Linked DNA regions of Homo sapiens: all the other regions are linked to region 1. A link is a contact called in ENCODE Hi-C or POLR2A ChIA-PET data. All regions are on one chromosome and are shown on one strand. Each heading gives the region's core, a stretch centred on a gene start or an enhancer-like site at or near the end of the contact. The rest is flanking DNA. Distances are from core to core; before and after follow the strand shown. Region 1 holds the start of ZNF215 (zinc finger protein 215). Region 2 overlaps STIM1 (stromal interaction molecule 1). Region 3 holds the start of RHOG (ras homolog family member G).

Evidence for each region. Hi-C counts contacts between places; a loop is a spot of excess contacts on that map. ChIA-PET counts read pairs that join two places held with the same protein, here RNA polymerase II (POLR2A). Pooled maps may share reads with other maps.
Region 2: a map with no recorded cell type shows a loop between it and region 1 (15-fold over the local background). The contact joins the enhancer-like site here to the promoter of ZNF215 in region 1. A Hi-C loop is called at or near these places in 2 of 37 single-sample maps with no recorded cell type.
Region 3: a loop to region 1 is called in a pooled map, with 9 times the contacts of the local background. The contact joins the promoter of RHOG here to the promoter of ZNF215 in region 1. A Hi-C loop is called at or near these places in 1 of 37 single-sample maps with no recorded cell type and 1 of 50 pooled maps. POLR2A ChIA-PET finds 5 or more read pairs at or near these places in 1 of 52 experiments (A673).

What each region holds. Positions count from the first base shown.
Region 1 is chr11:6,925,103-6,927,898 of GRCh38, forward strand. ZNF215 (zinc finger protein 215) reads left to right here and starts at 1,324. Exons shown (of 7, transcript NM_013250.4): 1 at 1,324-1,583; 2 at 2,560-2,705. It overlaps LOC107984019 (a long non-coding RNA gene), which reads right to left. Exons shown (of 4, transcript XR_001748112.3): 2 at 715-2,060.
Region 2 is chr11:3,865,867-3,868,617 of GRCh38, forward strand. The region is part of intron 1 of STIM1 (stromal interaction molecule 1); the gene reads left to right. Among named protein-coding and RNA genes, the nearest start is that of MIR4687, 11 kb to the left of the region's middle. Within about 2 kb of position 1,490, at least 25 of the 41 ENCODE cell types and tissues checked have a DNase peak (open chromatin) inside an H3K27ac peak, as active enhancers do.
Region 3 is chr11:3,839,660-3,842,509 of GRCh38, forward strand. It overlaps RHOG (ras homolog family member G), which reads right to left and starts at 1,300. Exons shown (of 2, transcript NM_001665.4): 1 at 1,235-1,300. RefSeq lists silencers at 1,041-1,430, 1,481-1,530, 1,881-2,150, 2,191-2,240.

The DNA.
Region 1 (2,796 bases), core at 74-2,573:
GCTCAGGGAGGTCCAGGCTGCAGTGAGCTGTCACACCACTGTACTCCAGCCTGGCAGCCTGGGTGACAGAGTGAGACCCAGTCAAAAAAAGAAGAAAGAAAGAAAAGAAGCAAGCAAGCAAGAGAGAAAAAGAAAGAAAGAAAGAAAGAAAGAAGAAAGAAAGGAAAGAAAGAAAGAGAAAGAAAGAAAAGAAAAGAAAAAAGCAAAGAAAATAAGAAATCTGAATAAAGTATTGTGGACTTAATGTATCAATGTTATTTTATTTTTTATTTTTATATTTTATTTTTATTTTCTTAGTTGTAACAAATATACCATAATAATTTAAGAGGGTAATAACAGGGAAAACTAGTTGTGGAGTAGAAGGTAACTCTGTATATTACCTTCTCAATTTTTCCAAAACTGTAAATCCAAAACTGCTCTAAAAAATAAGGTCTATTTAAAAAGAAATAAAAGAAACTATATGGTGTGTCCTTGTTTTTTTGTGTCACTAGCTGTTCAAAGTTGCCATCTTGTTTTACCTTAGTCCACTCCTGGCCTAGATATAAAGCTCTCTCTGGTTTAAGTTCTTTCACTCTGCTCCTACAGCACTGTCCACATGCCTCTAGGCAAGCACTAATCATATTATCATGTACTTAATGCCACCAAGCATTCTCTCCTTTGTGACACACACATCCCTTCCCTCTGTGTCTCCACACCCACCAGATTTCCTCCTACCTCTCAGGCTGATCCTCCTCTCTCTTTTTTGCAGGTCCGCCTTCCTGACTCAACCAATGGTGTTGGTGTTCCCTGGGCCAATTCCAGCCCATTTCCTTCTATTTTCTCTCTTCCTCTCTGTCCCTTTCTCTGCAGTCCTATTCCAATGGATAGCATCAATCACCATCTACCCAGATTGACCCAAATTTTACAGGTCTAGCCCCAGACATCTCTAAATTCCCAAATGCCTACATCCAAATGCCTAATTGACAATGCTTCTCAGATGCCACAAAGTACCTCAGTCTTAACAAGCCAAAACTGAACAACGAACTGCAAGCCCTCTCACTTCCATACAAAACTGAATGAATGAATCTGTGAACCAATAAACCAATAAAGACCATGTAAGAGACAATGTCTTGTCGAAATTGTCATTGTTTTTTGATTCCAGACAAATGGGGTGTGGGGAACAGAAAGGCGATTTGGACTAGTTTCCCCGGACGGGATGAGGCAGCGCCGGAAGTATGACGCTCATTTCTTTAAGCCACTAGAAGCTCACCGTGAGTCCATTCACAGGGCCAGAGTTCCAAGTGTGCGGCGTGGGCGGGGCCTGCAGAAAGGGACGGGGCCTGCAGAAAGGGACGGGGCTGGCAAAGGCCTGGTCTACCTCACCGATCCGGGTCGCGGGGGCTCCTAGGGGGTTCCTTCCACAGCTGGTGCGCGTGCGCAAGAGTGCGTCGAGGTTGTTCCGCGGCAATTTATGAAACTCGGAGCCGGCAGTGAGTTGAGGGTTCGGCGAGGTCAGGGATTCCTAGTTGCAGCGTGATTACCAACGCCAGCTCCCTTCACTGTCCAAGACAGCGATTCCGCGGCTCCTCTGAGAACTGGCGCTTGTGAGTGACTGAACGGGCCACTGGAGAGGAGCGGTGCTCACGGGTATCGTTCTCGTCAGCGGGCGGTGGGGACGCGGGGTCTTGGAATTGGGAATCACGCTTGAGGGCGTCCATGCGGAACGTGCAGCTTACCTCAGCTTGCTTGCAGTTACCCAGTTTCCACGCTGCCCTCCAAGGTCTGTGCCGGAAAACCTGGAGGAGGGCGCGAGCTGACGGGAGGGATGGAAACGTGGGCTGCGGAAGTAAGACAAGCGTTGAGAGCAGCGACAGAGGGCGAGGGGGTGGGCGGCGGGACGGCTGGGGTCAGGATCCAGCTCCGCTAAAGCAAGGATTTAACCACACTCCTGTCGCCTCTTCCACTCTGCAATAGGGGCAGTCTCCAGACGCGCAGAGTGGTTAGTATGTTATGATCAGCTGGTTTGGGAATGGCTGGTATTGATGCCTCATGGAAAAACCAAGCGTGACTGGATCAATCAACTGGGAAAGACAATGGAGTTTTAATTAATTCATATTGCCTTGTTTTCCCAGTCATTCCTGGCCACCTCCCTAAAAGATTAAAACCTCCAAGTATCGTACTTATTTTAAAATAATTCTTTCTCCATTTAACATAAATGACTTCTATTCAGTCACTTATTTGCAAACTGTTTTCTGTTCCTCTTTATCTAAGCTACTCTCGCCAGGTGGTTCTTACCTCAAGCAGCTGTCCTACCTACAACCTGTTTGATTAGAAATAACCCTCTTCACAGACAGTACCTTTTTTCCATAATTAGCAGCTGTTCGAGTTCCTTGCGGCCATAAAACCGTAGAACTGGTGCCACCTGGTTATATTAGTCTAACCATCCACTACAACTTCAGGTCCCTCCGTCACAGTGGTACTGGCTCCGTGTCTTAATCCTGAATCCCACCTTTATATCAGAGGCATCTATTCAGTACTTTAGAGTTTAACTGTTATATTTCCTGGCTTTGTATATTCCAGTGTTCATCATTTGCCACTTAAGCTACTTGCAGTCACGTCACACCTTGGATCTCTATCATCAAAACTATTCCACCTCGGAAATCTTACCTAAATGCAGCATGCCATCCTGAACGTCTCTCCCTGTCCTAGCTCTGTAACTGTTTACAGTGAGTAATTCATTAATTTGTGTTTTTCACCTACAAACCTCCCAGTATATTTGTTGCTTTTTTTTTATTTCCTGAGTTGGATATTTAATGC
Region 2 (2,751 bases), core at 240-2,739, 3.1 Mb before region 1:
GATACAACTTGCTAGAGCAGGCAAGACTTGAAGAGGGATGGCTGTGGTCCTGTCATGTTTATCAGAGTGGAGCAGATTTCTTTTGTGTGAGAAGTCATGCAAGAAAAATCCGGAAATGAGCCAACAGCACTTAAACTTTTGTTTTCTGCTGGGGAGCATGGAATAGAGAAGGTGCAGGTTCTAAAATTTCTGTATGGGTGGTGGTTGCTTTCCTGACACAGAGTTCCAGCCCCAGACCACTTTACTCACTTCATCTCCCTCTGTTCCCCTTGCTGCATTCTTGGCAAGCCAAGCATTTTTCTTTGTTCTGATCTGCAGAACAAACTTTTATTTATACTGCTTCACTTTTGTTTTTACTTATGTCATTTAACTTCCTTCAGAATGTCTTTATTACCTGTCCTTCTTTATTTCTACTTCCAGTCCTCTATGAAGTCTTTCCTGACACTAATTCTAGCTGTGAGATACTGCTGACCTGTGAACAAACTCTGGTAGCACTTACTATCTGCAGTGCTCTCTGTGCACTTCACACCCTGCTTACGCCACAAGAGGCAGCTTGCTATGTCTTTTTTTTTTTTTTTTGTGACAGAGTCTTGCTCTGTCCCCTGGCTGGAGTGCAGTGGCGTAATCTTGGCTCACTGCAACTTCCGCCTCCTGGGTTCCGGTGATTCTCCTGCATCAGCCTCCTGAGTAGCTGGGATTACAGGTGCGTGCCACCATGCCCAGCTAATTTTTGTATATTTAGTAGAGACGGGGTTTCACCATGTTGATCAGGCTGGTCTTGAACTCCTGACCTTGCGATCCGCCTGCCTCGGCCTCTCAAGATATGTCTTTTACAGCAAGCCAGTACCTAAGAGCACTGGGCATTGGTTTGAGTTCTTGGTGACAGTATGACAGTGTGATCCAAACTGTCAAATGACAGTTTCCTCACTTGAAAAATGGAGTTATCAGCACCATAAGAGAGGGTAAAGAAAGAAAGAAAAGAAAAGTAAAAAAGAAATTAAAACTGTGCTTTATTTATTATTATTATTATTTTTGAATATTTCCTTGTCTCTTAAGGGCAAGAGCCATGTCTGGTTTGTTGGCTGTAGTACATATCCTCAGTACCTATGAGAGTGCTGGTCAGAGAGTATGTGCCCAGTAGATATTTGTTGACCAAATGAATAACAATGAATTGATCTTTGGATTGAGTAGGTGGGGAGGGAGAATACCAAGTACTTGACATCAGTTCCTGTAAAACTGTTAGATGAGCATGCCCTGGGATTGGGATAGAATTCACATGGTGAGTTTTCTGAGGAGTTCTGTAGGGATTATTTTTCTGCCTGACCTAGTACTTCATCCCTATTTACTAAGCACCTACTGAAGCTGTGCTCAGTGACAGTTATCAGTCATAATGAGGGATGGTTTGGCTATTGACTTTGGTTGGCAGTTTTTGTTTGCCACAGCAATGACTACCCTGAGCAGGTGGCTGCAGTAGGAGTGGAGAACTGTGCTTGAAGAGGACATGAAACCTGTAGGCAAGGCCTTCTTGGGTCTTCCTGCTCCCTGTCTTTGGTTCCATGGCCCACATGGGTTTACCTCAGGTCAAATTTGAGGCAGCTGAATGAACAGAATGAACTTTCACTACTTTGCTGAGACTAGCTTGTGGAACGGAGGAGGAAACCTTTCATGGTTCCCACTCCTGGGCTTGTTGTGCAGCAGAGAGATAGGATAGTCCTGTGAAGATTGCTGGCTTTTTAAATGTTATCTCTGATGCTGAGAACTCCAGCCTGAGCAGGCATCACATCAGCTTTCCTTCAAGACGCTGGGGAGGGGCCTCTTGGGAGATGTGATGGAGGAGACAAAAGAATAAAAGTAACTGTGCTGTCAGCACGGCCCAGTAAGGGCTTATCTGACCCTTTCCTCGGTTGGCCATATACACAGAGCCCCTGGCTGCCTTGTGTTGATCTCTGGCCTAGGTAATGACCAGAAATCTCACTGGCAGGCAGGCAGGCAGGCAGGCAGGCAAGCAGGCAGGCTTTCAAATCTCATGTGCCTCTAATTTTCTCAGTGTGATTCAGTAGCTCTGCTCCTGTTTGGCCTCTCTGGGTTATCTCAGGCCTCTCAGGAAGCTCTCAGAACTCTCGTCACTACAGTGTATGTTCGAACAAATGTGTCTGTGCTTGCCAAGTTCCCAGAGCTGGCTTCTGAAATACAGCAGCCAGGGGAGATGGGTGGCCTTCAGGTGTAACACACACACACAGGTTAGAAAGCAGTGTGTGTCTGTGTGTGTATTTGTTGCTGGGTGGTCGAATTTGTGGAGGTCTTGTTTCAAGAAACTTTTGCTGACAAGAGCAAAGGTCACTGGAACTCACACTTCATATCTCTGAAGAGATAAATATGTAATTAAGACAACTGAAATAACTTCGATGGTAAGAATGATGATGACAGCTACTATTTATTGAGCACCTTTGTAGGTGTTTTACATCTGCAAAACAACTCTTAAGGGTGGATATAGCTCTCATTTTACTGATGAAGAAATTGTAACTGAGAACTTAAGGTCATTTTCCCAAGGTGGCGGAGCCAGGATTTGAAATTAGCTTTATCTGATCCCAAGACCAAAATTGTTTCTATTTTTGTTTAATAACTTGGTGTGGGGTGGGGTGGCGGGGAAGAAACAGCTATCTGAGTTTAGAATTTAGGTGGAGATAGGCATTTTGATTAAAAATTATACAATTTATAGGACTGTTAAGTGGTGTTAGTTTATTCTATCAC
Region 3 (2,850 bases), core at 50-2,549, 3.1 Mb before region 1:
ACTGGGAGGCTGCAGACTGCCTCTCCAAGCTAGGGAGGTTTGAAAAGACTCTAGAACTCACTAAGTCTTCAACAACTGATTCCAAAGCTGGAGATAAGTGGGTGGGAGGGAAGGATACAGAGAGGGTGACAGGCTGAGGGTTCAAAAGGAATGAGGGGTGATGGAAGAAACCAGGAGGTGCATGTGTGTGGGTGCCAGAGCTGGGAAGGGAAGGGATGGGGCAGGTTGCAGAGGACCAAGACGAACATGGGGCAGGGTAGGTGAAGACAGGTCAAGGCCTAGGTATGACCGTATGTTTGGAGGAAAAGAGACTGGAAGGGATGAGAAGAGAGTGATGGCGGATTTGTGGGTAGAAACTAAAGAAGGTGTGGAGGGAGACGACAGGAGCATGTGTATAATTCAGGGACTAAGAATGAAGAGGAACACTAGGAGATGGTTCTCAATTGTCCCCAAAAGACACAACAAAAACTTGTCAGGGACTATCAGTACCTCTGAATGAGAGTCCTTCCACTTCCAGTTACAGGGCAAGACCAAGTTACTCCCAAAAGAGCAAGGCCAGGCTCTGGTCAGCTAGGAACAGCGTCTGCTCACTAAATACCTACTGCTTGGCTCCAGGTAAGGTCGGGACTCAGGAAAACAGACATACAGACAACGACTGGGGTCGGCGGGGCTCCCCCACCCAACCCGGGTCCTCCTGAGTGCAGAGGGCCTTGGGGCTGCAGACCGAGTGTGGGTCTGTATTAGCATCCATCTGACAGGGAGAGAGCTTTCGGAGGCCCCAGACACCGCCCCTCTCACCCCAAGTGTCACAACTGCCAGAGCAGAGGGAGCGCCTTTTCCAGCCCAGAAGCCCTCTCCCCTCACGCACTTCTCAACACCCCCCCCACCAACTTCTGAGGACACCCCACCTGCGTCCGATCTCCCAGCTCTGAGCTCTTCCACTTCAGAGACACTTATCTTGGAGCCCGGGACCCTCCGACCTCAGGGGTCCCTCTCGGCTCCCTAGAGGCGGTACAGCCGCCGGGAAGCCACCCTCGCCGAGCCTCCGCCGGCTCGCAGTGGCCCCGTTCCCGCCCCGCCCGGCCGGCCGCGCCCGCCCTACTTGGACTGAACCGAGAAGCTCCCGCCCGCGGCCTCCGCCAGCAAACTCATGAGCCGGCGCCCGCGCCGAGTCCTGGGCCGGCCGGGCTCTCCTCCCCCGGACCCCTACCCGCCAGCCCCGGCCGGGCCTCACCTGGTGCCCTCCCCGAGGCGGGGGAGCTGGGGGCGGCGGCAGCGGCTCCGGGCTCGAGAAGGAAGTGAGAGCGGGAGGCCGGAGGAAGTGGGGGGGGCGGGCCGGCGAGGCGGGGCGGGCCGGGGCGGGGCCCGACCAGGAAGTCCGAGGGCCGATCTCCCCCTCTCCAGCCCCGGCCCGCCCCCAGCCTCGCCCCCGGCCCAGTCCCGGGCTTGCCACGTTCCCCTCCCAGTCCGCTGCCCCTGCGGTCAGTAAGTCAGGCCTCCCAAGGTCAAGTCTCTCCGCCTCCTCCTGGCCACCCTACCCCTGGAGGCCCTACCCTGGGCGCTAGGCGTTCGTCCTCTTCCCCCCATCCCGCCCCCACCAGCCTCCGCGGGAAGATGCTGAGAAAGGCGCCCCTGGGCCTGGTCCCTTCAGTCAACCCCAGGGATAGAGTGGTGGCCGAGGCTGGGGCAGTCCCCGCCCCTGCCCTGAGCCCCGGGGGAGTGCGAGGTGGTGGTGATTCAGCAGTGGGAAGGCCCCAGACCCCTGGGGAGGGTGGGGAGACTCGGGGGGAAGAGGAGCTGGCGTCAGCACCCAAGGGAAAGACAAGATCAGCAGAGGCGCAGGCGGAGCCGCGGGCCCCAAAAACAGGATGTCGAGTCGTCATTCAGCACCGTGCAGCCCTGCGAGGCCTGGCTCTGGGGAGGGGGCGGGGCGGACGGAGGACTTGGGGCTTCCCTCGCCCCCTCGCCCCCTGTTCTGCTGGGGCGCGCAGCTGCTTGGGGCTGAAGAGCCGCACCCAGGCCTGAGGTCCAGCTTGGGCCCCGGCGACCCGCGGGTGGGCGGGCTCATGGGCGCCCTCTGGTGCTTCGCTCCCTGGCTTTGCGCTCGGAGCTTTGACTTGAGAATCCATATCCTTCGTTCAGCACAAAGTTTCTGAGCGCCTACCACGTGGAGAGAGCTAAGTGCTAGGTGCTGTGAAGAAACACAGCGTTTAAGACAGGATCCCTGTCTTCCAGAAGCTTTTCAAATAAACGGATTGATTCCAGGAATAAATAGCTTAACCTTTCTGAGCCTCAAATCTGTCTTTGGTAAAATAGAATAATTATATTTCACCCCGTAGTTTTGAAGATAACATGAGAATGGGTGTAAAAGACCTGTTGTCAATGCGTATCTCAAACACTAAACAAATATCTTTTAAAAATATCATACCCTAAGAGTCTGGCGCGGTGGCGTCTGCCTGTAATTACAGAGATGGTGAAACCTTGTCTCTATAAACACAAACACACACATATTTTTTGACAGTCTCACGATGTCACCCAGGCTGGGGTGCAGTGGCACGATCTCGGCTCACTGCAATCTCTGCCTCCCAGGTTCATGCAGTTATCCTGCCTCAGTCTCTCGAGTAGCTGGGGTTACAGGTGCATGTCACCACACCCGGCTAATTTTCGTATTTCTAGTAGGGACGGGGTTTCACCCTGTTGGCCACGCTGGTCTCGAACTACTGATCTCAGTTGATCCACCTGCCTTGGCCTCCCAAAGTGCTGAGATTACAGGCGTCAGCCACCACACCCAGCCTACTTATATTTTTAAAAAAATAAATAGGAACCACGTAAGTAATTTAAAACTGTCTA